6 separate regions of the Homo sapiens genome follow, and regions 1, 2, 3, 4 and 6 are each linked to region 5. A link is a contact called in ENCODE Hi-C or POLR2A ChIA-PET data. All regions are on one chromosome and are shown on one strand. Each heading gives the region's core, a stretch centred on a gene start or an enhancer-like site at or near the end of the contact. The rest is flanking DNA. Distances are from core to core; before and after follow the strand shown. Region 1 holds the start of DDIT4-AS1 (DDIT4 antisense RNA 1). Region 2 has its middle 23 kb from the start of DDIT4. Region 3 has its middle 33 kb from the start of DNAJB12. Region 4 has its middle 25 kb from the start of DDIT4-AS1. Region 5 holds the start of MCU (mitochondrial calcium uniporter). Region 6 overlaps P4HA1 (prolyl 4-hydroxylase subunit alpha 1).

The links. Hi-C counts contacts between places; a loop is a spot of excess contacts on that map. ChIA-PET counts read pairs that join two places held with the same protein, here RNA polymerase II (POLR2A). Pooled maps may share reads with other maps.
Region 1: a map of B cell shows a loop between it and region 5 (12-fold over the local background). The contact joins the promoter of DDIT4-AS1 here to the promoter of MCU in region 5. A Hi-C loop is called at or near these places in 2 of 168 maps with a recorded cell type or tissue (B cell and naive thymus-derived CD4-positive, alpha-beta T cell), 1 of 37 single-sample maps with no recorded cell type and 8 of 50 pooled maps. POLR2A ChIA-PET finds 5 or more read pairs at or near these places in 6 of 52 experiments (A549, BJ, GM10248 and 3 more).
Region 2: a pooled map shows a loop between it and region 5 (7-fold over the local background). The contact joins the enhancer-like site here to the promoter of MCU in region 5. A Hi-C loop is called at or near these places in 7 of 50 pooled maps. POLR2A ChIA-PET finds 5 or more read pairs at or near these places in 2 of 52 experiments (PC-9 and activated CD4-positive, alpha-beta T cell).
Region 3: a pooled map shows a loop between it and region 5 (4-fold over the local background). The contact joins the enhancer-like site here to the promoter of MCU in region 5. A Hi-C loop is called at or near these places in 3 of 50 pooled maps. POLR2A ChIA-PET finds 5 or more read pairs at or near these places in 7 of 52 experiments (AG04450, HEK293, MCF 10A and 4 more).
Region 4: a map of breast epithelium shows a loop between it and region 5 (15-fold over the local background). The contact joins the enhancer-like site here to the promoter of MCU in region 5. A Hi-C loop is called at or near these places in 1 of 168 maps with a recorded cell type or tissue (breast epithelium) and 5 of 50 pooled maps. POLR2A ChIA-PET finds 5 or more read pairs at or near these places in 2 of 52 experiments (A549 and H1).
Region 6: a loop to region 5 is called in a pooled map, with 2.3 times the contacts of the local background. The contact joins the enhancer-like site here to the promoter of MCU in region 5. A Hi-C loop is called at or near these places in 1 of 37 single-sample maps with no recorded cell type and 3 of 50 pooled maps. POLR2A ChIA-PET finds 5 or more read pairs at or near these places in 2 of 52 experiments (RWPE1 and activated CD8-positive, alpha-beta memory T cell).

The regions. Positions count from the first base shown.
Region 1 is chr10:72,271,827-72,276,293 of GRCh38, reverse strand. DDIT4-AS1 (DDIT4 antisense RNA 1) reads left to right here and starts at 2,583. Exons shown (of 2, transcript NR_186445.1): 1 at 2,583-3,444; 2 at 3,777-4,467. DDIT4 (DNA damage inducible transcript 4) reads right to left here and starts at 2,370. Exons shown (of 3, transcript NM_019058.4): 1 at 2,234-2,370; 2 at 1,873-2,137; 3 at 258-1,599. The coding sequence starts at 2,077. The coding sequence ends at 1,106. RefSeq lists enhancers at 204-727, 1,996-2,115, 2,826-3,349, 3,350-3,873.
Region 2 is chr10:72,294,533-72,298,808 of GRCh38, reverse strand. No RefSeq gene overlaps it. Among named protein-coding and RNA genes, the nearest start is that of DDIT4, 23 kb to the right of the region's middle. RefSeq lists enhancers at 330-419, 32-688, 1,340-1,639, 2,644-2,938 and a silencer at 710-979. Within about 2 kb of position 1,473, at least 39 of the 41 ENCODE cell types and tissues checked have a DNase peak (open chromatin) inside an H3K27ac peak, as active enhancers do; they include PC-9, where a contact is called at or near this core.
Region 3 is chr10:72,319,309-72,323,853 of GRCh38, reverse strand. No RefSeq gene overlaps it. Among named protein-coding and RNA genes, the nearest start is that of DNAJB12, 33 kb to the left of the region's middle. RefSeq lists enhancers at 975-1,024, 987-2,186, 2,620-3,039, 2,789-3,083 and silencers at 1,029-1,323, 3,810-4,369. Within about 2 kb of position 3,058, at least 41 of the 41 ENCODE cell types and tissues checked have a DNase peak (open chromatin) inside an H3K27ac peak, as active enhancers do; they include endothelial cell of umbilical vein, where a contact is called at or near this core.
Region 4 is chr10:72,246,103-72,251,006 of GRCh38, reverse strand. No RefSeq gene overlaps it. Among named protein-coding and RNA genes, the nearest start is that of DDIT4-AS1, 25 kb to the left of the region's middle. RefSeq lists enhancers at 1,836-1,935, 1,404-1,970, 1,971-2,539, 2,540-3,107. Within about 2 kb of position 2,051, at least 35 of the 41 ENCODE cell types and tissues checked have a DNase peak (open chromatin) inside an H3K27ac peak, as active enhancers do; they include breast epithelium, where a contact is called at or near this core.
Region 5 is chr10:72,689,668-72,694,233 of GRCh38, reverse strand. MCU (mitochondrial calcium uniporter) reads right to left here and starts at 2,091. Exons shown (of 8, transcript NM_138357.3): 1 at 1,933-2,091. The coding sequence starts at 2,082. RefSeq lists enhancers at 654-743, 2,414-2,473 and silencers at 1,504-1,593, 1,614-1,663, 1,754-2,213.
Region 6 is chr10:73,042,719-73,047,461 of GRCh38, reverse strand. P4HA1 (prolyl 4-hydroxylase subunit alpha 1) reads left to right here. Exons shown (of 15, transcript NM_001017962.3): 8 at 361-537; 9 at 2,411-2,481. Among named protein-coding and RNA genes, the nearest start is that of P4HA1, 52 kb to the left of the region's middle. Within about 2 kb of position 2,926, at least 4 of the 41 ENCODE cell types and tissues checked have a DNase peak (open chromatin) inside an H3K27ac peak, as active enhancers do.

The DNA of each region.
Region 1 (4,467 bases), core at 1,334-3,833, 420 kb after region 5:
CGGTGGGAGGTCTGACTCACCCCCTACCTTCAGGGGTTTCCAGTGTGTTCTCCTAGTAGCTTCAGCCAGCACAGGGCCAAGGGTTCTTGGCACAGATGGCACACGGTACACATACCTCTGTCACCAGGCTGGCAGGCAGTCCCGGAAAGGGATGGAGGAACACACAGGTGGACCCCAGGGCCTGATGAGACCTGCCTTTCACTAGCACCCATCTCCCTCCTTTTCACTTCATGGTACTGATGAGAGACTCAACCAACTGTTTTAACAAACATGTTTATTAGAAAAGTAAAAAATATTGCATAGGTCTTAATACTTGAACATCAAGTGTATTCATGAACAGTGAGTATCTTATCTTCATGTAAACAGTTCTAGATGGAAGACCCAGATGGCACTCCTCCCGGGGAGGGGTTCCAGCCCCCACCCTCTCAGCCCCTCCCCTGCCAGCTCAACTCTGCAGTACACGATGGGGGAAGGCTTAAACGCAGCTGCCAGGTGTAATTTTTCAAGTGTCAAAGATCCCAAGTGATCCCTGACACCCACCCCTTCCTACTCTTACATTCATGCGTCTGTAAGATAGCTGCCTACAACAGGTCAGTAGTGATGCTCCGATCAGAAAAACAAGATACAAAACAAACAACAAACACACTTGGTCCCTTCAGACCAGTAAGATACACAAACCACCTCCACGACCTCCGACCTCCCCCCTCCCTCCGGCTGCTCTGAGGAGCACGTGCCTCTTCCTTCACCCTGGGCCGGGCTGGGGCGGGAGCAGCCCAGCTGCTCTCTGGATGTCACACCACTGTTAACTGTCAGTAACAAAAATAATAAGGTACATGCTACACACACATCCAGCTGGAAGCCTTGTTGGCCCCTAAGCCTTTGTTTCATGCTACAGTACTGAGGGGTATGTGTCCCCAATGCACAGCCACCCGCACACAACTCAATGAGCTTCCTGGGAAACACTATTCCCCCACCTCCACCTTAGGTGGCTGCCTCAGTTTTCCAACCACAGGAATCAGTCCCTCAGCTCCTGCCTCTAGTCTCCACCCCAAAAGTTCAGTCGTCTCTGTCTTGGAGGGCACTGTCGGCCCCCTCAGGTTGAAGTTCAACACTCCTCAATGAGCAGCTGTTCCGAGCTGTACAGCTTCTTCTTGATGACTCGGAAGCCAGTGCTCAGCGTCAGGGACTGGCTGAAGCCAGGGAGGAAGGGAGAGTTGGCGGAGCTAAACAGCCCCTGGATCTTGGGCCAGAGTCGTGAGTCCAGGCGCAGCACGAGGGTCAGCTGGAAGGTGGGCACCAGGCTGGGGTCGAGTGCCAGCTGGCCCACGCTGTGGCAGCTCTTGCCCTGCTCCACGCAGACGTCCAGCAGCGCCCCCCGCAGGCCGCACGGCTCGCTGTAGGCCAGGCGCAGTAGTTCTTTGCCCACCTGGCTTACCAACTGGCTAGGCATCAGCAGGCGCGCAGGGCGTCGAGAGCCCAGCCGCGCCTGGGCCAGGCTCTCCTGCAGCAGCTGCATCAGGTTGGCACACAAGTGTTCATCCTCAGGGTCACTGAGCAGCTCGAAGTCGGGCAACGACACCCCATCCAGGTAAGCCGTGTCTGGAAAGGAGAGCACACAGGAAGGGGTATTAGAGCGGCTTCAAAACGAAACGCACAGGCGGGGGAGGTGCTGTTTCCTTAAGAAACCAACGCTCCTTCCCACTCCGTGCCTCAGTTTCCGCCTCACTCACCTTATACTCCAATTCCCCCTGCCCCCAAGCAATCTGGGTCCCGATGGGATAGGAAGCCAAGGCGGCTCTGACCCCTTCCAGCACCGGGGCTTCCCCACCTTCCCGGCCCCTCGAGTCGCGTCGGCACCCGCCCACCGCTCACCTTCCTCCGGCCCGAAGCCACTGTTGCTGCTGTCCAGGGACTCGCAGTCCGAGCTCTCCAGGCTCGTGGAGCGGTCAAACCCCTCCTCCCGGGTCGCCGACCCCCAGGCTGAGCGCGGCGGCCGATCTGGGGTGGGAGTTCGGGGCAAGGACGAGGGCGAAGAGGAGGTGGACGACGACGAGAAGCGGTCCCAAAGGCTAGGCATGGTGAGGACAGACGCCAGGGCGTTTGCTGATGAACTCAGAGTGCCGGAGCGTAGAAGCCGCTGTAAGACAAGAGGGGGACCGACCAGGCGTCAGTCTGGGGACCAGACCAGACCAGACCGCGAGCTCTAGGACCCACACACAGAAGGGACACTCACCAGCTAGCGCGGTCAGCGAGAACTGCTAAGACAAGTGCGTCCTGCCGCTTGAATGGGTGTGCGAACCCGTGCCAACCACCGAGAGCCGCCCAGACCCGTCCCAGGTCCACGCTCGCACCTCCCCCTTGGCCTGCTGCGCCCTAGCACCAGCGCGGAGCAGCCTATAAGGACTAGCGCGGCGAGGCCACGCCTTCTCTGCGCCACGACCCAATCCAGACCCGGGAGTGTGGCCCGCCTTGGCCAATGGACTCCGGGCGCACGTAAGCAACGTTCTCTCCTGCCCGGTGACAGCGGCCGGGCCCCGCCTCCATTGAGCCCCAGAAAGCTCGCAGTCGAACCCCGACCCACCGCCACGCCCCCTTTCTGGAAAGGATCCGCGGCGGCTGCAGCTGCCAAGGTCCCCGAGGGCGCTCGCGGCAGGGGAGGATCAAGGAAAGACTTGTTTATTATAGGGTTGCATTGCTGGAGGAGGGGACAGCCCGTGACCAGGCTAGGAGGAGAGGCAGGGAAGCGTGAGGGGGCGGCGGGCAAGGAAAATGGTTGCCCCCAGCGTCTTGGATCCTAAAGCTTCGGGAACAACTGGGCACACACGGGGGGGATGCCCGTGGGACGGCGGCGCAGGAGCAGACGTTAGCCCGGCCTGCCCTCGCGCCCTTACCCCCTCTATCCCTGCTTTGCAAAGGCTCGGGATATGGGGGTGGGGTCCACAGACTGGGAAGCTCCGGGCACCATGCTGCCCCTTCCCCAAGGCCCCACCTGCCCATCCTGGCTGTTACTCTACAGCCCAGGACATAGGTTAATGGGGATCCCTGCCTCCTCCCAAACCCTATCTGCTTCCACTTCCAACTGCTCCCAAGGAGAGGGCTTGAGGAGAGTGGTTAGAGGAGTGTGGATGGGCCCGGGTTCATAGCGCCCAGTGCAGGGATGGAAGCGAGGATTCACAGCAGTCGGACTCACAGACCCATCCGCCCTCCCCGCGGACTGCAGGCAGCGCAGCCGGACCTCCCTGCCCGGGCGCCCCCCGGGTCCTAGCACCCAGCGCTCGCCTAGCGCTTTGTGTAAAAGATCCAGACGGTTGCATCAGGACCGAGGACCGAGATCTCTGGAAAAGCCAGGGAGTGCAATGGCCATCCCGTGTTTCATCATTCAGGCGGGGCCACAGGAAATCTGGCCTGGCAGCAGTGCTCAGAGGCTAACAGTGGTTGCTGAGGGTGGGTGGAGGTTGAGACGGACTCGACCTTTATTGCTCTAAAGGTTTATCAGTCTGGGACAGGAGGACCCTGATGGAAGAGGGAGCCAAACTTACATCAGATGCCCAGGGCCCCGGGGGCGGGCAAGGAACCTAACCAGATAGGCGGGCCTTGCCTCGGGTCAGGCTTGCTTTCGCGTGACAAATGACACTTGCAGGAGATGTCAGGCCACTGCCCTCCGCAACCCCCATCCCCACCCCAACTTAGAAAAAAGAAAAAGCTGACACTTGGGCCAAGACTTAGAACCTGAAAGAACCAGAATCCAAGCTCTGCACCCTACTCTCATTTGACAGGTGGGAGACCCACTTATGGAGACAAATTTATGGATTAAAAAAAGAAATCAGGGGATCCAGGAGACATCTTAAAGACAGCTGCAGAATGGAATAGTTTGTGAGCCACTGGGACTTTCAAGGCCTTCTCTTCCCATTCTTCAAGCTCTGTCGCTTGTTGGAGCCTTAAAGACACCAGATTGCTTAACAATGGGGATATAAAAATTAAAAATAATAAAAGACACTGGATCAAGGCGGCTAGTTGTTCTTGGAGGGCTGGAGTAGATGACATACTCTTGAAATCACTCTTACAGAGGTGACCTGCATGGGTGTGTCTTCCTGCTGGCCAGAGAGAAGATCTGAATTAATCCATCAGGAACATTCACATTTCCTCCAGGCTGATTTGGGCGGGACACCTAAACACCCTAAGGAAACAAGAGTTACGATGTTTTTTCTTCTTCTTCTTCTTTTTTTTTTTTTTTTTGAGATGGGGTCTCACTCTTTCACCCAGGCTGGAGTGCAGTGGTGCGATCTTGGCTCACTGCAAGCTCCGCCTCCCGGGTTCACACCATTCTCCTACCTCAGCCTCCCGAGAAGCTGGAACTGCAGGTGCCCACCACCACGTCCGGCTAATCTTTTGTATTTTTAATAGAGAGAGGGTTTCACCGTGTTAGCCAGGATGGTCTCGATCTCCTGACCTCGTGATCCGCCTGCC
Region 2 (4,276 bases), core at 224-2,723, 390 kb after region 5:
TAGCAGGCAGGCATCAGTTTTCTCATTTATGAAATGGGGACAATGAACCTGGTCACCTTCCTCTTCCTGGGAAGAATACGAGGTTAATGAATGCTGAAGACCGGACATGACTGTACCTAAGGTGGAGTGCAGGCTGCCTGAGGCAGGGGAATGACCCTGGTGATCCTTAGCTCTCTCTTCCTGCGGGACACTGAAGGACAGTGTGAGACCCACAATTCAGCGCACCTGCTCACCTTGGTTCCCCATCCTGCCCTGGGTGGGTCTTGGCTTGGAAACCCTAATCCGCTTACTAAGCACCGACCCCACTCCGTGCCCTGCCCGTGCCATGTCCACTCCACTGCACTGAACTGGGTTTCTTTGTCCGTTTCAGCAGACCCTCCTCATCGTGTCCCTCTTCCAGGCAGCCTTCTCTTATAAATTTTGGGCATGCTGGGACTTGTCTACACTGTTGGCAATTGTCAAGGCTTTAGGTCCGAGTTGTTCCTCAACTTCTGACCCCCACCTCATGCTAACAGGACTGGGGCCACAGCGCGTGACTGCAATGTGGCCAGTCCTGGGAGAGCCGGCCTCGCCCCGCGGGGAAGCGGGCGGCCCCTCCGTTGCCATGGCAGCCGAGAGCACCCCCACGAGGCTCCTCATTGGCCACCAAGTCGAGGTCCCGCCTCCGCCATCAGAAGGGACCAACCAAGGCAGACCGGGTGCGACCCAGTTGAGGGATTAGCGGGTGACGCATCTCTCCCAGTCCCTCATGGAGACCCGCGCGCCCGCGATCCTACGGGCGCAGCCGTGGCCCTGGGTCGGGGTCACGCTCGCTGGGCGCGCCTCGGGCGGGGCTGGGGAGGTGCGGAGCTGGGGGGCGCCGCGGGAGGAGGCCACTCAGGCCGCTGGGGAGGGCCGGGCTGCGGCTGGGAGGTTTCCGAGGACGGTCAGGCGGAGGCGGAGGCCGTGCAGGAGGCGGAGGAGGAAAACTATTAAGGAAGGGGGTGGAAGGGCCCCGCTGGCTGAAGACCGCTGAGCTCAGGCGGTGGTAGGACCCTGGGCACGGAGTTGCATGGAACCCTGTTCGAATCCTGCTCTGCACCCGCTTGCGCTGTGGCCTCGCGCACGCGAGCCTTCCTGCCCGGGGGAGCGGGAAGGAGGGAGGGGAGCGGCGAACATCTACTTTGTGCCGATCCTTTTGCTGAAAACCCTAGTTTTCTCTCCAGGATTCCCTCAAAACGACCCTGAAATAGGTGGATGCTATCCTTAGCCCCATTTTACAGATGAGGAAACAGGTTCAAAGGAGGCTACGTGAGAAAAGCCTCGAGTGAGCTCAGTTCCCAGATGTGAGAATGATGTGGCCGGGTTGGTGGTTATCTGCGGGGGGAAGTAGGAGGTGCCCTGCCCACCCCCACGCTCAGGCATCCTGGCCGGCCCGGAAGGAAGAGTTCGTGCCAAGCCGTGAGACTCGGTGGTTTCCTGCAGCAAATCTGCGTCAGGCTCTCTCTGGGGGGTTAACCGCCGCAAACTGGTAACAGCGTCAGAAAGGGGAAACCGAGCTTTATCTGCGGAGGTCCCTGGGCCAGGGACAGCAGATTAAAGAACATGGAGGCAGGGCGCGGTGGCTCACGTCTTAAACCCAGCACTTTGGGAGGCCGAGGCCGGAGGATCGCTTGAGACCAGGAGTTTGAGACCAGCCTGGGCAAGATAGGGAGACCTCTTCTCTAAAAATAAAAAATAAAGAAGATGGAGCCCGCCCCTCGGGAAGGAGGGAAGGGAGAAAGTGTTTCTAACTCCTTATTGTCCTTTCTCTTCTTTTCTTTTCTTTTTTTGAGATGGAGTTTCGCTCTTGTTTCCCAGGCTGGAGTGCAATGGCGCGATCTCGGCTTACCGCAACCTCCGCCTCCCGGGTTCAAGCAATTCTCCTGCCTCAGCCTCCTGAGTAGCTGGGATTACAGGCATGCGCCACCACACCCGGCTAATTTTGTATTTTTAGTAGAGATGGGGTTTCTCCATGTTGGTCAGGCTGGTCTCAAACTACTGACCTCGTGATCCGCCCGCCTCAGCCTCCCAAAGTCCTGGGATTATAGGCGTGAGCCACCGTGCCTGGATCCTTGTTATTTCAAAACAGGCTGAGGTTCCCTCTGGAAGCCCCATTTAAGAACAGACCCATGGCCGGGCGCGGTGGCTCACGCCTGTAATCCCAGCACTTTAGGAGGCCGAGGCGGGCAGATCACCTGAGGTCCGGAGTTTGAGACCAGCCTGACCAACATGGAAAAAACCCCGTCTCTACTAAAAATACAAAAGTAGCCGGTCATGGTGGCGCATGCCTATAATCCCAGCTACTCAGGAGGCTGAGGCAGAAGAATCGCTTGAACCCAGGAGAAGGCAGAGGTTGCGGTGAGCCGAGATCGCACCATTGCACTCCAGCCTGGGCAACAAGAGCGAAACTCCATCTCAAAAAAAAAAAAAGAAAAAAAAGAAAAGAAAATTCACCATATGAATGTCAGACTCTTAATGATGCAAATGCCAGAAAACCTGACTCAAACTGATTTATGCTAAAAAGGGAATCTACTGGCTCAGGAAACTGAGAACCCCAGGCATGACTCGATCTGGCGACACCACGACGTCATGAAGACTCATTTCCCAGAGTCTTTGTACTTGTTTGTACTTTGCCTTTGCTGTCTTGGGAAGTGTTTGGGCTCCATGAGCACCTGCTGCAGCTGCAGGGGCACATCATCCCAAGTTCCAGTTGAGTAGAAAGAGGCTCTGTCCTTGGGAATTGTGACACATGTCCCGGGTTTCACTGTAACTGGACAGTTGGGGTCATGTGACCACACAGATACCAGGGGCAAGGCAGGAATAACCCTGTGTTGATTGGCAAATCTGTTCACAGGCCCCACACCTGCAGCCTCACCTGCTCCAATGGGCTGAAAAGGAAGGAGGGAAGAGGGTTTCTCCAAAGGAGGAACTGAAGAGATATTGAATGGGTGCCCATTGGTAACACCCCAATGCCAGGGCTTCAGAACCCACCTCCTGACCCCCTCTGCACCTTGTACTACAGGTGCCAGTCAGGGGGAAACGGATTGGAAAGTGAGGGTCTTGCCCTGGGAGAGTGCCCACCCCTTCCTCGCTGGTCCCATGTCAGTCGTCCCAAGTCAGTCCTCATCACATCCAGTGCCCATCCCCCTCCCCACCCCCTCACCCTGGCTCCTGTTGCTCCCTGGAGGGTCCTTGAAGCCCTTCTGGTTGCTGTAGCCCGGGCGACTGCCTGCCATGCCTCCGAAGGCCCTCCATGTTTAGCTGGAGTGATGCAGTATTGGGGGATCCAGTTGCCTCTCGTTTCTCCAGCAGAGGGGAGCTTCCTCAGGGACTGGCACTATGTTCTCCCTTCCTCTGTGTGTGGTCCCTCTCTGGGACCAGGCAGGATTTGTGCAGTGGGCAGCAGGCGTGATTTTGAGGGACCCTAGGAAGGACCTTACCTACCCCTGTATGCCTTACTTTTTAAAATCCCATAATTAGATGGGGTTTCACTCCTTTAATTCCTGTTACGATTCATATGCCTCTGAGAGAGAGTATAGTAGATCATTTCTTTTTTTTTTTGAGACAGAGTTTCACTCTTGTCGCCCAGGCCAGAATGAAGTGGCACAATCACGGCCCACTGCAACCTCCACCCCCTGGGTTCAAGCAGTTCTGCCTCAGCCTCCTGAATAGCTAGGATTACAGGCATGTGCCACCCCACCTGGCTAACTTTTGTATTTTAGTAGAGACAGAGTTTTGCCATGTTAGCCAGGCTGGTCTCGAACTCCTGACCTCAGGTGATCCACTTGCTTCGGCCTCCCAAAGTGCTAGGATTACAGGCATGAGTGGAGCATAGTAGATCTTATCATTCATTTACACTTTAGTGTGAAGTAGTTCACAGCATCCTTCCTGAGAGCAGGCACATATTAGGCACTTGATCATGGACATCATGCCTAATGTGTGCCCTGCTCTTATTGAAAAGCCTTTCATGCATTATCTCATTTAATCTTCACAACTCTGTGAGGTAGGAACTAGTATAATCCCTGTTTTACAGATGAGAAAACTGAGGTCCAGAGGAGTTAAGGACCTTGCCAAAGGTCTCCAAGCAGTGGAGCAGGGATGTGAACACAAGAAGTCTGGTTCCAGAGCCTGCACTGCCTATCCCTCCACTGAGATAATCCCTAACACTCTTTAGTTGACAAATGTATTCATATACATTTTTTGGGTCTCCCTACAATTCAGCGAGGTAGTTGCTATGGTCACTCCCATTTTATAG
Region 3 (4,545 bases), core at 1,809-4,308, 370 kb after region 5:
AGCCACGGCTCCCCTGACCTAACCCCCTAGGGCAGGCCTCAGGGCCAGGAGCTGGGTTGTCCCTGAAGGCAGCCCCAGACCCTGATCTAGGAGGGCAGCGGAGTCCTCTGTCCACTTCTCTGAGCAGCCGAGAGTTCTCCAGGTTGTCACCCTGGCGAGGCCTCTCCAAGTAACCAACAAGCCCTGCCAGCCTGCCAGTTAGCCATCGCCACACTGTCTCCCATTCCTCCTTGCAAGTACCCGACAGTCTGCAGACCTGGGGCCAAGCTTACCTGAGGCACATCCTGGGCTCCTGTCATTATTTCCTGCTGTTCCTGGTTGCCTCCCCCTGCCCTGCCCTATGTGGGTAGGTGCCCTTCCTCTCCCAGCCCCAGCCTCTGCTAACCTGTCCACCCAACCCCATGTTGACAGGCCCCTATCCTCCCTGGCCAAAGTGGCTCACAGGTCTTCCAGCCTGCCCCGGGGCTCTGGGTTCTCACACAGCCCAGCCCAGCCTCTTTCCAGTTGAGATGGACAAGGTGATGCCCTGACCTGAGAGAGCAAGCTGGCCAGGGGCTGGGTCCTGCGGCCCTGACTAGGTGAGACTCCGTCAGGAAACCAAAACAAGCTCCCCACACCTGCCCTCTCGCTAGGATATACCTTGCAATGCAGCACCAGGGTGGCCAACCGTCCTGACTTGCCTAGGACTCTCCTGGTGAGCACTGAGAGTCCCGAGTCCCCAGAAACCCCTCAGATCTGGGCATTCTGGGACAGCTGGCCACTCCACTGGGACACACATCCCAAGGGTCATCACACCTTTCCTGTCCCCACTGAACCAGGTATTTTTTCTTTCCATAACACTGGTCACTCACAAAGACAGGGTGGGGCCACAGGCAGTCCCCTTCGCCTGTCTGGCTCCCTCAGACTGGGCTGAGGCCGGCCACAGGCCCACAGTGCAGTCCGAGGCCTGATGAGGTCTGCTGAGTTGAGCAGAGGCTCCACAGTCCATCAGAGACCCAGGCCTGTTAGGTCCTGTGAGATGGAGAATGGAGGAGCCCAAGAAAGGCCCTGGGCTCCATCCCAGCCCTGTGTTGTCCCCAGGTTGGGGCAGGCCTGAGGTGATCCCAGGAAGGCAACCCCAGCGTAGGAACCAGGCCTGCCCGGGGCCCACTGAGGCTGCCTCTACCTGTCTGGGCTTGAGGTGAGTCACTTCCTCCCTCAGCTGGTATGTGATGGGGAGGGGAGGGTTGGGGAGGGGACAGCATCTAAAAATAGCAGGGCCTAGACTGGTGGAAGATGCCCGAAGAGCTTCCCCTTGGACCAGGGAGGACCTGGCTTCCCATGGAACCGCCATCAGCCACAGCCCCCACCAGGCCCTGCGTTAGGCCAGGGAGGGAGATGGCCAAGACCTCCCCCACCCTTGCTTCTCAGGCTCAGAGCCCCCTTGAAGGCTGAGTCTCAGGAGCAGCGCCGGATGGGGTAGGAGCTTGGAGAGAGAAGGCCTCCAGCAGACAGTACTCGTTCATTCCCCTCCCTGTGCACGCACACAGATGCACGCACACAGAGACACAGGCACGTACCCTCGCCCAGCCCGGCTTCATGAGTCATCTCCCTCATGCCAGGACTCATCTCCCTGGTCAGCAGGGTGGACTGAGGACCCACTGTGTGCTTGAGCCACACCCTGGAAGACAAGGAAGCCATGCTCATGACCGTCCCTGGCCTCGGGGACTCCACATCATAAGAGGCCACTCAGGAAAGAGGAGAACACCCAGGGCAAAAGCAAGAGGCAGGCAGGGGGTGTGTGGTGGATGAGCTGGAGTCCGGAAGACCTGGTTTCAAATCCTGGCACTCACCCTTTCTAGCCATGTGACCAGACAAGCTATTTGACTTCTCCTGCCTCCGCTTCCATCTATATAATGGATGCCACGTATGGCCCTCGTCATATGTCAAATACAATCATGCATATAAAGTCCCCAAGCAAACAGAGCTCTTGCCATCAAAGCTTATGGTATCAGGCTAGAAACCTTGGGGGCGGGGGCACTTTGAATATGTCAGTAGACCTTTCTATCCCAAGGACTTACTGTGACATTCCACCTGGCCCCACCTGTGATAGGGAAAGGGGGAGGGGAGGGGAGGGAGAGGAGCTGCCGCTCACAACAGTGCTGGCCTCTACTGTGAACACTTGATATCGTTCTCATTTTCCCCCAGCCTCACAACAGCTTTACAAAGTAGGCATCGCTATCCCCATTTCACAAGTGGAAAAATGGAGACCCAAAAACATTCAATCACCTGCCCAAGGTCATGCAGCTGGCCTGGGGCAGACGCCAGACTGGGGCCCAGATCTGAGTGTGATCTCCTTGTGCACTGTGGGATGAGGCGGGGTCTGTCATGCCTGGGGTCGGCTGAGGGTGCAGGGGTCTCTGACTCTTTTGGGAGGAGCCCCTAGAACCCCCTGCCTGAGGTGACTATGGAATATGCTGAGCCTTTGGCCAGGGCTGCCTTCCTCCTGTCTGGTCCCACCTCCCCCACCCGGACCCCCCCGGCCAGCCCTCAGACCCCTCCCAGAAACACGGAAGGGCTCCACTCCCTCTGGGAGTTACCACCTTCACTTCCAACTTCAGCTAGGTGAGGGAGGTACTGCAACCCCTGAGTGACAGAAAAGGCAGCCGGATCAGAGGGGTCAGGAACCTGCTGTCATGCTCGCAGAGCTGGGGAAGCAGAGCCTGGACAGAGCCCCAGCTGCTCAGACTCCTAAGCTGCCAGTCTGGATCCCACACCCCGGCTGTCGGGTAGGGTTGGGGACTTCTCTGCTCCCCCTGCTCCTCACGCTTCCCGGAGCCATCCCTGTTTGTACCGGCTGGGGTTACATGCAAAGTGCAAGCCTTGCATCAGCCAGATGGGCCCCGCTCTAGTAAGAGCTGCTTTCTGCCTCTCTGCGCCTTCCCCACCGTTATCTGACTCATCCCCTGACAGTCCCAGGAGACTAGAGAGAAGCCAGGCCTCTTATCCCTATTGCACAGATGGAGGGACTGAGAGAGGAAGTGACCTACTCCAGTGACTCAGGGCAGCAACCCAGGCTGAGGAGGCCACAGGTGTAGCTGGTGTGGCCTGGGGAAAGTTCCCGGGTGCCACACAGCCAGATAAGCAGTTTTTAATGCCTCACAGCAGGCACAAATATCAACCGATGTGTGTCAAATGAACGAAGGAATATTGCAGGCCCTGGGTGAAAGATGAGGGGTGATATTGAGGAAAAAATAAATATGATACAGGGAAGGAAAAAAGAAGCCGGAAACCCAGACATGCCCCAGTTGCAGCCTGTGAGCCCAGCTGGCTTTGTAGCTCCCAGTTCCCTTCTCTTTAAGAATCTTCATGGCTATCACTTACTGGGTGAGTGCTAGTGACTCTGATATAACACTTTGTAGCCTTTTTTTTTTTTTTTTGAGACCAGGTCTCACACTGTCGCACAGGCTGGAGTGCAGTGGCGTGATCTTGGCTCACTGCAGCCTTGACTTCCTGGGCTCAAGGGATCCTCCCACCTTGGCCTCCCAAAGTGCTGGTATTACAGGAGTGAGCCACCACACCCGCCCCTATAGCCTCTATCTTATTTCATCCTGACAACAACCCAGTGATGCTATCATCCTCCCCATTTAACAGATGAGTTATCTGAGGCTCAGAGAGGTTACACAGTTCTTGCTCCAGCCGGCACGGGACCACATTCCAGGGGCTGACTTGCAACTGCTCTCCAAACCCGGCAGGGCAGATGTGCCCCTGCGCGTGCGATACCCACGTGGGGCTGCCCAGGTGTGTCTGCGGGTTGGCACCAGCTCCTGGTATCTGTCAGAGCAGTGAGGGGGTGGTGCGACAGGAGCGGAACCGAACGCCAGTGGCCGGGATGGATAATGAGCCAGGGCGCCTGGGCTGCAAGGGGGCTTGGGCACGCGGGCCTACCCGTGTGCGCAGGCCCTGGGCGCCCCCCGCACCGGGCGCCCTCCCCGAAACCCAGCCACGACTGCGGAACTGGGGGCGGGGCCAATGCTGGAGGCAGGGCCCGCCGGCGCCGGGCTCCCACCCCCCAGCGCCCGCTGACAACCCGCGGCGCGTTGCCAGCGATTGCCCCATCAGGCCGCATCCGCTTTCGCAGCCCTGCACGTTGTGCACACAGCGCGCCGGCCTGGGCGGGGCTGCTTGTCCCCGGCCCCCTGCCCCCCACCCGCGGCCCTCGCCCGGCTGCCTTCTGCCCCGGCTGAGACCCGGGCCAGACTGAGTCCCTAGCGGCCCATTACCCCGCCGGGCTCGTCCCAGACACCTTTGATGGCTGCCCTTTGCCCCGTCTGGTCTGAGCGGACAAACGAGGGAAATTGAGTAAGCCAGCTCAGCAAGACAGGAAACTCCTGGCCGCTTTGTTACTCATGATTTTCAGCAACTTGGGGAGTGGGGGGCAGGGGAGGGGAGTCCTAGGGGAATTTCTGTAGTTCAAGAAGTTTGGGGGCTCCAGGACTGGGAGTGCCCTCGGGGAGGTCTACCTCCCGGGGCAGGTCTATTTCCCAGGCCAGGTACCGTAGTTGG
Region 4 (4,904 bases), core at 802-3,301, 440 kb after region 5:
GATCCTTGGCTATGGGACCCAGCATATGCCTCTGAGTTCCAGGACCTTACACAGCACAGAAGAATCCAGAGGCTGATGTGGCTGCTGCATAGAGGCTTATGGCAGCAGATCAGCAGTTGAGGGAGTTCATGCAGAGGGCAGACTCTCCTGGCTCTGAGCAGGCCAGGGCGGGACTCAGGCTCAGGCTCCTCTGGACAGCTCTGGGCCCACCTGCCTGAGCTTTTATCTATTTCAGAGAATCATTAAGAAAGTACCAACCAGGTGTGGTGGCTCACACCTTGTAATCCCAGCACTTTGGGAGGCTGAGGTGGGAGGAAGGCTTGAGTCCAGGAGTTCAATACCAGCCTGGGCAACACAGTGAGATCTGTCTCTACAACAATAACAACAACAAAATAAGAGAATTGGCTGCGCATGGTGGCTTATGCCTGTAATCCTAACACTTTGGGAGGCTAAGGCGGGCAGATCACAAGGTGAGGAGTTCGAGACCAGCCTGGCCAATATGGTGAAACCCCCGTCTCTACTAAAAATACAAAAATTAGCCAGGCGTGGTGACGCATGCCTGTAGTCTCACCTACTCGGGAGGCTGAGGCAGAAGAACTGCTTGAGCCCGGGAGGTGGAGGTTGCAGTGAGCCGAGATTGCACCACTGCACTCCAGCCTGGGCGACAGAAAGAGACTCCGTCTCAAAAAAAAAAAAAAAAAAAAAATTAGCGGGGCTTGGTGGTGCAAACCTGTAGTCCCAGCTACTCAGGAGGATGAGGCAGGAGGATCAATTGATCCAGGGAGGTTGAAGCTGCAATGAGCCAAGATCACGCCACTGCACACTCCAGCCTGGGCGACAGAATGAGACCCTGTCTCAAGCAAACAAAAAATAAAAAAGAGAAAGCATCTATTCTCAAAATCACCTGGAGAGAAACTTTGAGAGAAAATGCTCACATTCATTGCAAGAGTTTGAAATAATGCCTCAAAATCAGTTATCCCGAAGTGACATGAGACCTGCATCCAAGAACCTTTAATAAATAGTGGCAGCCAGGCATGGTGGCTCACGCCTGTCATCTCAGCACTTTGGGAGGCTGAGGCAGGTGGATCACCTGAGGTCAGGTGTTCAAGATCAGCCTGGCCAACATGGTGAAACCCTGTCTCTACTAAAAATACAAAAATTAGCCCGGTGTGGTGGTGGGTGCCTATAATCCCAGCTACTCGGGAGGCTAAAGCAGGAGAACTGCTTAAACCCGGGAGGCAGAGGTTGCGGTGAGCCGAGATCATGCCACTGCACTCCAGCCTGGGCAACAAGAGCAAAACTCCATTTCAAAAATAAATAAATAAATAAATAAATAAATAAATAAATAAATAAATAAATAAATAAATACTGGCATAGGCCAGGCACATAGTGGCTTATGTCTTAATCCCAACATTTTGGGTAGCCGAGGCGGGAGGGTTGCTTGAGCCCAGGAGTTCGAGACCAGCCTGGGCAACATAATGAGACCCTGTCTCTACAAAAAATACAAAAATGAGCCAGGGGTGGTGGTGCGTGCCTGTAGTCCCAGCTGCTCAGGAGGCTGAGGTTCACTTGAGGCCCGGAGTTGGAAGCTGCAGTGAGCTATGAACGCACCACTGCATTCCAACCTGGGTGGAAGTGAAACCCCCCTTTCTAAAATAAATAAATAAAAATAAATACTGATGTTGGTTGTTCCTCTCAGTTTCCCTGAACCTCAGTTTTGTCATCTGAAGGATGTTTTGTTATGAGGGATATGAAACGCGACTGTGTGATGGCACCCGGCACGCTGAAGATGCTTTGGAAATGCGGGATGGGTCAGAATCTTAAGTGCTCGGAGTCTGGTGGCCGGGGGCCTCACCCAGCAGGAGGACACAATGGAGACAGCCTCCCTGGGTCATACAGTGGGCTGCACGCAGGTGCAGGCAGGGGAGCCAGGCCTGAGGCTAGGTAAGAGGCAGCACTAGGACCCAGGGGCCACGTATGCAGCAGGCTCCGCCGGATAAGTTCTCAGCCAGAACACAATGTTCTCAGTGTACCCACAGGAAACCCTGAAGAAGAGAACTGCACATGGCCTCTGCTGGGTGTGTTCTGGTCACAGCCTTTTATTCTTTTTCCTAACCTCAGTCCCCACTTTCACATCCTGTAACCTGCATTGCTGCCCCACCCCACCCTGCTGGGCTGGTCCCAGGTCCCAGGAGAGCAACCAATGCAGGAAGTCCAAGGCCTGGCCAGGTTTTACCATTTTCAAATAAGACCCGTTTGCCTCTAACCCTGGTTTCCTGAATCGCAACCCTTTGTGATGGAAACTTGCTTTTTACAGTGCAGAAGGCAGACACTGGGGACAAAGTTGTATTTCTGCCATGGCAAGGATCTTGGCCCACAGGCAAAGGAAACAGCTGATGCCTCATACCACCACCTCCCTTCCTCTCTGAAGGCCGGGTCCCACCTGGGACAGGGGAGGGCCTCCGTCGCTGCTGCCTGAATCAGAGGGAACTTGGAGCTGCCTGGGGGATCAGCGCCAAGTTTGGAGCAGAACATCCTATGATGTGGTTCCTAGTTTTTATTTCCACGAATGCTATAATATGTTGTCCCACCGAGCTATTTTTATTGAATGGAAAAAAAAAAAAAAGCAAACCTCTGCAAAACCAGCAGTCCTCTGTTAGACGGAAGGACAAGGTGAACTTTTCACTTCCTTCCCTGCAGCCTATCAACTCAGTCCGTGGTTTGGTGTCACCCACACTCTGTGCTATATTCAATCTCAATTTTTGCCTCCTTGTTTTTGAAGCTGCAGGAGCAAGGCTCTAAACCTATGTTTCTCCTGCTAGTTGCATGAGGCTTTTAGAAGTGCCTTTTTGGTGAATTCTCACAACAGCAAAATAGAGATCTATCAGCTGCTTGCCAGCTGCAGGCAAAGGTGGGTCTGAAGAGAGTGAACAAGGAGGGGAACCTTGAGAAACCCAGCACAATCCCAGCCAACTTCTGGCAAACTGCACTGTTGGGAGCTCCGCACAGGCTGCATTCCTGCCACGTTAATGAGAGGCCTGGCCATTGAAAATAAGACCCAAGCCGGAGGGGGTGGCTCATGCCTGTAATCCCAGCACTTTGGGAGGCTGAGGCAGACGGAGGACCTGATGTCGGGAGTTTGAGACCAGCCTGACCAACATAGAGAAACCCCATCTCTACTAAAAAAATGCAAAAATTAGCTGGGCATGGTGGTGCATGCCCGTAATCCCAGCTACTCGGGAGGCTGAGGCAGGAAAATCGCTTGAACCCGGGAGGCGGAGGTTGCAGTGAGCCGAGATCACACCACTGCCCTCCAGCCTGGGCAAGAAGAGTGAAACTCCGTCTCAAAGAAAATAAGACCCAGTGCCTCTATGAAGCTCCATGAATAAGGCTCCTTCTACCCTGGCATTGCAGAGTCCCTTTCCAGATGTTGGTTGGTAAAAGGGTTTTCATGTGTCCTAGGCCTGTAGATTCAACTGGGTGCTTCCTAGACTGGCCCAAGCTCAGGGATTCCCTTCTTGGAGAAGAGGTTTCCAAAAGCAGGCAATACTGCTACTCCTGGGGAAGTCTGCTGAAGGCTGGGGGCCCCAAAAGACCTGTGTTCCGATCTTGGTTTTGTCAACTTGATGGAGCCTGTGCAAATCACTTTCCCACTCAAATATTTTCATAACTTTGTCAATAAAAATAACAGCTGGAGGCTGAGCACGGTGGCTCACACCTGTAATCTCAGCATTTTGGTAGACTGAGGAGGGGGGATTACTTGAGGTCAGGAGTTCGAGACCAGTCTGGCCAACATGGTGAAACCCCATCTCTACTAACAACACAAAAATTAGCCAGGTGTGGTGACACATACCTGTAATCCCAGCTACTTGGGAGGCTGAGGCAGGAGAATTACTTGAACTTGGGAGGCAGAGGTTGCAGTGGGCTGAGGTAACGCCCCTGGACTCCAGCCTGGGCGACAGAGCGAGACTCCATCTCAAAAAATAAATAGCTGGGCGCAGTGGCTCACGCCTGTAATCCCAGCACTTTGGGAGGCCGAGGCGAGTGGATCACCTGAGGTTGGGAGTTGGAGCCCAGCCTGACCAACATGGTGAAACCCTGTCTCTACTAAAAATACAAAATTAGCTGGGCATGTTGGTGCATGCCTGTAATCCTAGCTACTCAGGAGGCTGAGGCAGGAGAATCACTTGAACCCAGGAGGTGGAGGTTGCGGTGAGCCAAGATTGCACCATTGCACTCAGCCTGGGCAACAAGAGCGAGACTCCATCTCAAAAAATAAATAAATAAATAAATAAAAATAAATAAATAAAATAAAGAGAGGGCTGGGTTAGAGATTGTTGTTGCACGTTGAATTGTGTTGTCCCCACTCCAATTTGTATTTTGAAGTCCTAACCCCAGTATCTCAGAATGTGACCTTATTTGGAGATGGGTCTTGAAAGAGGTCATCAAGCTGAAATGAGATCAGTAGGGTAGGCCCTAACCCAGTGGGACTGGTGTCCTTATAAAAAGGGGACATTTGGACAGAGACATGCATAGAGGAAAGACTAAGTAAAGAGACATTGGGAGAAGATGGCCAAAGAGACAAGCCTGGAACAGACTTTTTCCTTCACAGCCCTCAGAAGAAACCAATCTTGCCAGCAGCTTGATCTTGGACTTCTAGCTTCCAGAACTGCAAGACAATAAGCTTCTGTTGTTTAAGCCACTCAGTCTGTGGTATTTTGTTATGGCAGCCCTGTCAAATGAATATAATAGCCAAGGACCCTGTAGTCTTAGGCTGTAGGATTTTCTCCTGCCATCCCTGCCATAACTTGGTGGCTTCCTCCCATCCCACATGGTCTTTTCGTAAATGACATCGTGCGTGGGGAGTGCTTGGCACAATGCCCCACATATAGTAACCCTTCACT
Region 5 (4,566 bases), core at 842-3,341:
TGTAGAAAAATAAAATGTTTATACACTTTAAATAATCAGGTTCAATTTTTTTCAAAATCTTACAATTCTAAATTCATGTACAAGTCACCATTCCCATAACATTCCTGCCCTTTAGAAATAACACTTCGTTTTAATTGTGCTTTCAGTTACAAATTCAGCACTTCATTTTTACCCACCCTAGAATAGCACAGAGAACACCTTCGTGAAGTATCCCCACAAGGGAGACACTCACAGCCTGACAAATTTGCATAGTGGAAAATATACAAGGCACAAATTTTTTAAAATGCTAAATGAATATCACACCCAAACAGTCTTAAAAACTGTGCAAAGTCAGAAGATGTCTTATCAAAATATGGACTTAAGGACAACTTGGGAAGCCTTTAAGTAGTTCGACGGAAAGGGGAATGCAATCAAAATTTGGGGTGGCCTTATGTTTTTAAGAGAACAAAACACATAACTAGAGGCTATGAAACATGCAAATTAAATTGAACTGTGGAAAAGCTCTTGGCTGTCACCCAAAAGCTTCAGCAAAGCAATATGCCAGTATGCCAAATAAAAAGAGGTACAATCTTCTCACAAGAATGAGGATAGGGTCCATACCTATGACTAATAATAACAATACAACCTTGCTTTTGCAGAGCATTAGGTCTTTTCATAGATCTTTCAGGCACTCGATTTTGATGCTGTCATTGGCCTTAGGAGTATCCTCTCCGAAGAGCTCCAGTTCAGTTTCCTCTTAAGAGTTATGATCAGAACAAGGCAGGCGATGTGTTTATTGAGGGTTGAAGGTACTATTGTAGTTTCTCCTATCAAGCTGTTTGCAGTGATCCTCCAATAATCACACTATACAACTCAGCCCCAGCAAATAAAACCTACATTCTTTCCCTCAGAGCTGGCCAGAGACCAACACATATAGGTCTAGAAAGTCCAAGGGAAGGAAACCTCCTGACTTGTTAGGTTAAGAACTCCATGCCAAATTCATCTCTTGCAATTGAAAAAAGAAATCTCTCTCACACTCTGTCTCTCTCTCTCTCACACACACACACACACACACACACACTCACCCAAGAGTGTTCAAACAGAAATCCTCTTTTTCTGCCAGCCAATGAAACCCAGCAACAACTGGTTAATACAACCACCAAATCTCTGCCTCTGTCAACAACTTACCATATTCGCTTCTCCTGTGCCTGCTGACCACCCTTCCCGCTTCAGGCACGCGTGAACACGCTTATACAGTAGCCCTCGAAAGGACCCCCAAAAGCACCTTTAAGGACCCAAGAGGATGAAGCTTGCCTCCTGAAGCAATGCAGCATCCATCTCGAGGGAGCCGGTTCCCCATGCACACACACAGAGGAAGTCACAGAGGGGAATAAAGTTTGATTTTCCTTCCTGCCCGACCCCTCGGGGACGAGAGAGGACGAGGGGCGGCCCCGCCGGGGTCCTGGGCTGCTCTCCGGGGCAGCTCCCAGCAGCATGGCACTGCCACTCTCCTGGCACACACAAGGCGGCCGCGGCAACTCAGAACTCCCCAACCCGCCCGGAGGAGGAGGGAAAGGGGACAACTTCCATCTGGCTCCGTTCAGGGAGCCTTGGGGCAGGGCTGTTAAGAACGAAGAAGGGAGGGAACGCGATTGGGGGCGAGTCGGGGAGAGGTTCAAGTCCCGTGCCTTCCCCGCCCTGGTGTCCCCAGTCCTGCGGGAACATCCCCGCCGTCGCCCCTCCTCCTCCTCTCGGCTTCCTCCCGCCCGCCCTCCCTTCCTGGTCGCCGCCGCAGGCGCCTGAAGGGCACGGCGGCTCCTCGGTGCCCGGCAACCTCCGGAGCGGCCGGGAGTTGAGGTAACTCGCCTGCTGCCCCGGCGGCCTGCCCGCCGGCGGCTCCCACACGCCAGCGCCGCCCCGCCCTCCCCGGAGCCTCCGGGCGCGCTCGCTCACCGTCCGGTGGTGCTGCTGCTGCCGGTGGCGGCTGACGCCCAGCCCAGGGAAGCAGCCGGCAGTCAGCGCCCCGCAGCCGCCGGCGCCCCCGCCGCCGCCGCCCCGAGAGGAGAGGAGCAGCAGGAGCGATCTACCTGCGGCGGCCGCCATCTCTCAACTGGAAACGGCGCCGACCCAGGCAGCGCAGCGGACGGCCAGGGCGGAGCTAAGACCCGCCACTCACCGACGCCGGGCCAACTAAAGCCCTTGACTGAGTTGATGAGGCGGGGCTTCCTGCAAGGTCCAATCGACAGGCGGGAGAACCACACTGGAAGCTGCCAGTCCCTTCCAGAGTTACCTATAGTGGGACATAGTCAATTACGGGCAAATTCTAGGGAACCCATAATTGACACCCAAACCCGTGAAAATAACAGCAATAGAGATGGCATGTTCAGTTCGGCTAATCTTCACCAACAATAGAGCTATGATAAGAGTAACGGGGGATATAGATATTTGTGAAAAGCTTTGTTCGAAGTTGAGTTCTAAGTGAGTGTTCTAAGTTGGCAAAATAGGCACCAAATTAATAACCATTAACGGTGTATGCTGTAACTCTCAACTACACGCCTAGAATTATCATTCATAACTGATAATATTTAGATATGCTGAAATTAACTCTACATCACGGAGTGATCTAATGACTGTGATGCGTAGCATAATATAGGAGAGGTAGAACGATTACAATATCAAAGTCCCAGAATGAGTACATGCCTTCAGAGTGAATTAACTGACGTGTATACATCTCAAATACCCAATTCATTTTTACAGCACCTTTATACGGATATTCTCACACTCTCCAGAAACAGCACTATTTTATCATATTTGACTTTGTGTGCATTTACAGAAACAGAACACATTAATAACGTAATAAAAAATCATGTAAGGCCGGGCGCGGTGGCTCACGCCTGTAATCCCAGCACTTTGGGAGGCAGAGGCGGGCGGATCACGAGGTCAGGAGATCGAGACCATCCTGGCTAACACGGTGAAACCCCATCTGTACTAAAAATACAAAAAATTAGCCAGGCGTGGTGGCGGGCGCTTATAGTCCCAGCTATTCCGGAGGCTGAGGCAGGAGAATGGTGTGAACCCGGGAGACGGAGCTTGCAGTGAACCGAGATCGGGCCATTGCACTCCAGCCTGGGCGACACAGCAAGACTCCATCTCAAAAAAAAAAAAAAAAATTCATGTAAAAGGCTATTTTAATGATGCTTCATAATTTTGCCGAAATAGTTATCAGAATACGCTTTGGAATAACAAACACTTTCTCTTGAAAAACACTTCTTTCCACTTAAACTCACAATGAGGGCTCCTTGAATACTGCCTAAGAAAGATTTTGGGTCCTGAATTTCCTTAGAAGAGTATTTCCTTGCTAGCTGTTTATTATTATGAGCTGATTAAATTCTCACACCTCTTTTTAAAATCTGGAGCAGGAAAATAGTTTGGGAAGCAAATACAAGCATTATTTTAAATTTTGGAAAACATCTTTGTAGTGTAGCCTTAGATGATAAATTTAAAACAAAAACAAAACACACACATAAATACGAAGAAAATGTTATCACTTATTCTAAGAATATTCTTTAAAGTTTGACTGAAATGGTACCTTCTTGGCCAAGAATAGCTAAAAAATGACGTGGAAGTTTTTTGTTTGTTTAATCCTTATGCCCCACCTACACCAAAACAGTGAGATGATTGGCTTCTCCGGGGTAGATATCATGTCACTCACTCAAAAGGCTTTATTGCCCAACAGGTGGAACTTGAGACCTCAAGAATGAGCCCCCATTCAACAGCTGCACACAGTAATCCCCCTAGTTGGAAATCCATGACATTCCTGGAACAATTTCCCTTACAATTATTTTCCACCCATCTATATTTATCCCAACTGCATTTGATGTATTTACCCATGCTGTGCCATTTTCTCTCTCACCCCTTCATGCCTTCTTACAGAGATCACCATGGATTTTAGTTTTGTTTTTATTTTCTGTGCTGTCACCAGATCTAGCTATGAATCAGGATTGCTCCATTTCCACTTTCCACTTTAAGAAATTTTACTAGAATTGCCTTTACTCTATTTTTCCAAGCATGAAAATTAGATGTGCATCCTGCAGTGAGATTTACTCATATGCATTAGCAAAAGAACTAAGTAAATAATACTTTTAAGTGCACAAACATGAAATGGGCAGTATTAGCAAAAGTTTTCATCCTACCTATTTACCAAAATGTGTCATCTTTTATCTACTAAGATGAAACCACTGATGCACCAGAGAGAGATAGGCTGTATAAATCTGAGGATTCACTGACTATACTCAGTTCTGGGTGTTGATAATCCAAGGCCGGCAATTAATTTAAACAAATATCAATTATCTCCTCACAGAGAAAAACTTCTTCATAGCTGCAAAGGACATATCTCATATGAGCTGGTTGGCCAAGCCTGATAAGGAGAAAGTGTAGATAGCTCAACAGAAAGTTCTTCTCAAACCTAAAAAAAAGTATGTGTGTGTGTGCCTGTATATACACACACATTATATAGAGAGAGAAGGAAAGGGAATTAACATACCTGCTATGTGCCAGAGATTGTGCTGATCACTCCAGAGATACTAC
Region 6 (4,743 bases), core at 1,677-4,176, 350 kb before region 5:
CTTTGTGCCATTTAGAGCAATGCCAGGCATTCATTTAATATTTTCATAAACATGGCTTTTTTTTCATATTTAAACATTTGAACTTTATTTTGATGAGTGAAGGGTTAAAAGAGATACACTACCTTTCTCCTTATTTAAGACCTCGCCTCTCTCACCCAGAAAATAATCATTAATACTGTATTTAAAATTCTGAACATCCTGTTTGAGGCAAAATATTTGCAGAGTACTGCTTCTTTTGTATGTTTTTCCAGAGATACTCTGTATATGCAAGCATGATTATTGTCTCTTATCTGCATAGGAATAGATATTAAAAGTATTATTACTGTAATATATTCATCATATTCTTAACTTTATGTTTAGACCCCTCGGAGACAGAAAAAACTCTTTTGCCGCTACCATGATGGAAACCGTAATCCTAAATTTATTCTGGCTCCAGCTAAACAGGAGGATGAATGGGACAAGCCTCGTATTATTCGCTTCCATGATATTATTTCTGATGCAGAAATTGAAATCGTCAAAGACCTAGCAAAACCAAGGGTAAATAATGTTTTCTTTCTTTCTCCTCAATTTACTGTACCTTTGTATCAATTTTTCTTTGTAAAAAAATAGGATAATTGATATACGAATAATGCCACAGATTTTTTAAAGATATTTTGCCTCAGCATAATGGAGTTACTAATGATGCTGTGTTTATGCCAGTTTTTCCATTTGTTATCAACACAAGTAATGTACCCTTAACTGGGTTTTAAGCACTGAATTATGAAAATTATTGTGAGATTTTTATTCACCATTAACAAATTTGTGTTTCACTGTCTTCCTGATAAACTTTTCTCTGTATTTTGGAGTCTTTTAATCTCAGAGGCTACTCAAAGCCCAGCTTTTTCACTTCTGTATTTTTACTGAAAGAATACCGTGGAAGTATTTTTATTCCCTTTTAGGCACATTGTTACTATTATAAAAAGATATAATTGGGCACAAGTATTATGTTAATTTGAAATGGTGATAGTTTTCTGACTTTAACCCACAGAATTTATCTTAAAAAGAAAAAGAATCTAACGTAAACCCAATCTATAAGCTTAGTGTTGAGCATAAAAACTCTTTAGTGAGAATGTGGAAAAGACTACCCTTTATGCTCTTGCCTTTTCCCCCATCAGCTTGTTCTTAAAACATATTTGGTCTTCTTGATAGTAAAATACAAGCTGCCATCACTTTCATAAAGAGATTGTTGAATAAATTCTAGGCATGCTTTGCTGTCTTACACAGGAGTTGGCAGATTTTTTCCATAAAGGTCAATATTAGATATTTTTTAGGCTTTGGAGGCCATATGATCTCTGTCATGACTATTTAGTTCTGCCATTATAGTGCAAAAGCAGCCAAAGAAAATATGTAAATGAAAGAGTGTGGCTATATTACAGTAAAATTTTATTTCCAGTGGCAGGTAGCAGGCTGAATTTGGTCTGTGGCCATAGTTTGTTGACCCTTATTATATCAAAGGTTTGAATTATCTGGATATCTATACTACAAAATGAAGTTAGAATTTCTTTTAGAGTTTTTCTGCTTCTCCAAATTGGTGGTTTTTTTTTTTTTTGGCCAAAGATTACATTATAAATGCAAAAGACTGGTCTAACATTAATATATATTATTGGTGCCATCCAAGGTAATTAATTCATTTCAACTTGGAGATCAAGTTATATTCTGGAGATTCCTCAATTTGGATTGTTTTTGATCAATAAATTTAATGGCAATAAAATTTCATGCTCTCACAACCTCAGAATCATCGTTCCATTAAAAAAAATTGAAATTATTATCTAGGCGGTCACCTCTTTCTTGCTGTTTTTAACATTTATGAGCTCTTTTCCTCTGCCTTTGTTCTCAGTCCAAGATTATTTCACTGTATATGTTAATGAGAGTGGCTATCTTGAAGGGACAAAAGATTGACCTTAAAATGAATTTTAAACATTAACCTGTGCAAACAGTTCCATCACTAAAAAAAATTAAAGTCAAAGGTTTTGGAATGGATCATTAATTGCAAATAGGCATTCTTCTTTTTTTCCCCTTCTCTCCCCACCCCCAGATGGCTATTTTAACTGTAAATTAGACTTCAAATTTTAGATATGTCTCTTTTTCTTACTGTCATGTCCTTTCACCATTGAAAGAAATTTAATTTCCAATCTCTTTTGTTTGTATGTCCTCCATCTATGCAAAACAAAAAATTGAAGAAAAAAAAAAAACCCCAAAAACCTAAAAAACTAACTGGCTTTCAAGGCTCAGCACAAGGTGACTGGAAGTGTATGGAGTTATTTTCTCTTTTTAGCCTCCTTTGTAAAAACCCTGGAATTCTGACTGGTTGGGTAAATGTGATTCAGTTTTTTGTTTTGTAATGCAACTATTTTGATGGTTGGCTTCACAGCTGAGGCGAGCCACCATTTCAAACCCAATAACAGGAGACTTGGAGACGGTACATTACAGAATTAGCAAAAGGTAAGAGATGTGTATGCTGCATATTTTGCCCTCTAATGAGTGTTTTATACATCTTACAGGAATTATTCATTTAAGGAAAGTGGGTCATTTTCAGTCACCAGCTCAAGTCACCACCCTGTATATAAACAGGATAACGCATGGATAAACTGCTTTGTGTTTCACAGGTCTTTCTCCTTCACTAGAAGTTCTGTTTTTAACCTTTAATTGGTATGTTATTTTTAGGGAATTAATATGCTTTTTATCTTTCTTCAGATCAGGTGTCAAATATCCAGGAAGTGGCCTGATACTTGTTTTCTTTTTCCCTTTTGTTGCCAAAGGGGGAAATAAAGCAGCAGCCTCCTGAATCTGGGAGTAGTAGTCTTCACCTATGCAGTTTTCTCATATTCATAAATGCTGCGGTGATTCATATCCTCCTTCATGGTGATTACGTTGGCATTTGTTCATACATCTTGTAAAATAACATTGTCATTATGTAGTAATCTGTATTCCTCCTGTTTGAGTTTTTTATTTAAAAAAATTCGCTGACTCAAAAGTTGGCAGTAGGAAGAACAGAGTTACGCTTCTGAGCTCTGTCTTCCAAAAATTAGTTGTAAACTTAGTTGCCTTTTACTTTGCCAGAGAGATTTAAAAACAGTTTTATCTCAGTGAGAGGTTTGAAAAATGAATTTAAGGAGTCTACTATTTTTTTTCAAAATATTTAAATAACTTCTAGATCTGAGAAAGTTTCTGTGAAACCCAGTGCTATAAATCATTTACATACAGCTTCAAATGATTTTTTGTTTAAAAAAAGTGAAAGGACAATAAATCTACAACAAAAATCTGTCAACTCATTTTCTCTTGATTTGGAAGTGGCTGTTCTTACTGCCACTTTTCTAAATGTTTTTGTGGATTCGAGACCATTACCCACCATCCAGACCAATCTGAACCCTTCCAATCACCTGTGGCTTGGCAAAACAAAACAAACAAAAAGCCCAAAATTGCCTGCTACTGGAGTAAGTCCTTGTCCTTTCTCTTTTTTTGTAGCTGAGCCGAGCTACAGTACATGACCCTGAGACTGGAAAATTGACCACAGCACAGTACAGAGTATCTAAGAGGTAAGGGAGTAATGGAGAGAACTTTAGTCATATTTGGACCATTTCTTTCTTGGGAATCTAATTTTCTGAAAACTCATGATATAGTTTCTAAGACCTAGGTGGTTAGGCATAGATGTTTGATAATATCTGTGCTGGAGTTTTCATGACGGACTAATAAACATGGTTATGGGGCAGTTAATAGGGGTTTTCCAAAGTAACATTAACTTACATAATGTCTGTTGAGGCTCCCCAAACTTTGATAAGTGAAATGTGTTCTCATATTGAACTAAGAGAAGTTCCCAAATTCCCTTCATTAAACAAGGCCTCTTTTGGACTCTGCAGTAAAGCAGGGGTTTAAAAATCTCAGGGTCACCTAGTAGCTGCAGGTATTGCGTAAGTAAGTGCCTTTATAACAAAGCCTTTGCAAGTTCCTTGCTTTTAACAGTGTTTAAAGATAATCTTATTAGGTTATTAGTTGATTGATCACTAAAATGTTTTTTAAAAAGAGCTCACTGTGTAACTTAGAGCTCACAGAATTGGGTGACAGTATTACAATAGAACTCCTTTTCCATCTACTTGTGAAGGTTTCTCGGCTCTCATGAAAATAGAAATATCTTTGTGCTGAATTTTTATTCTAACAAGTAGAATATTTATCCACAGACACAATAACTAATGAAATATAACAAACATAAGCCCCATCCATCTCATTAGGAACATCTTAATACATTTTCACTTGTTTATACTTGATAATGATTGTTTAGTCATGTTATTTAGATTAACAAATGTGAATAATAATTATAGTAACAATCCAGAAGATACTATCTTTAACACAGCCTTTTTATAGGTCTTTAACACAGGCTTTTTGTTTTAGGAAATTCATATTTTTGTTAATTGTATAAATATTTTTAATATAGATAAGTATAATGTGATAAATAAAAGATTTTCAGGCATAAAAATGTGTCACTGTAGGACAAGGTTTCTTAACCTTATCAATAGCACTATTGACATTTTGAGTCAGATAATTCTTGTTCTTGGGGGCTATCTTCAGCTTTGTAGGATGTTTAATAGCATCTGTGGTTCACTGGATGCCAGTAGCACCCTTCCTTAAGTTGTGACAATCAAAAATGTCTCCAGACATTGTCAAATGTCCCCTGATAGGTAAAATCCCCACCACTACCTCTAGTGACTC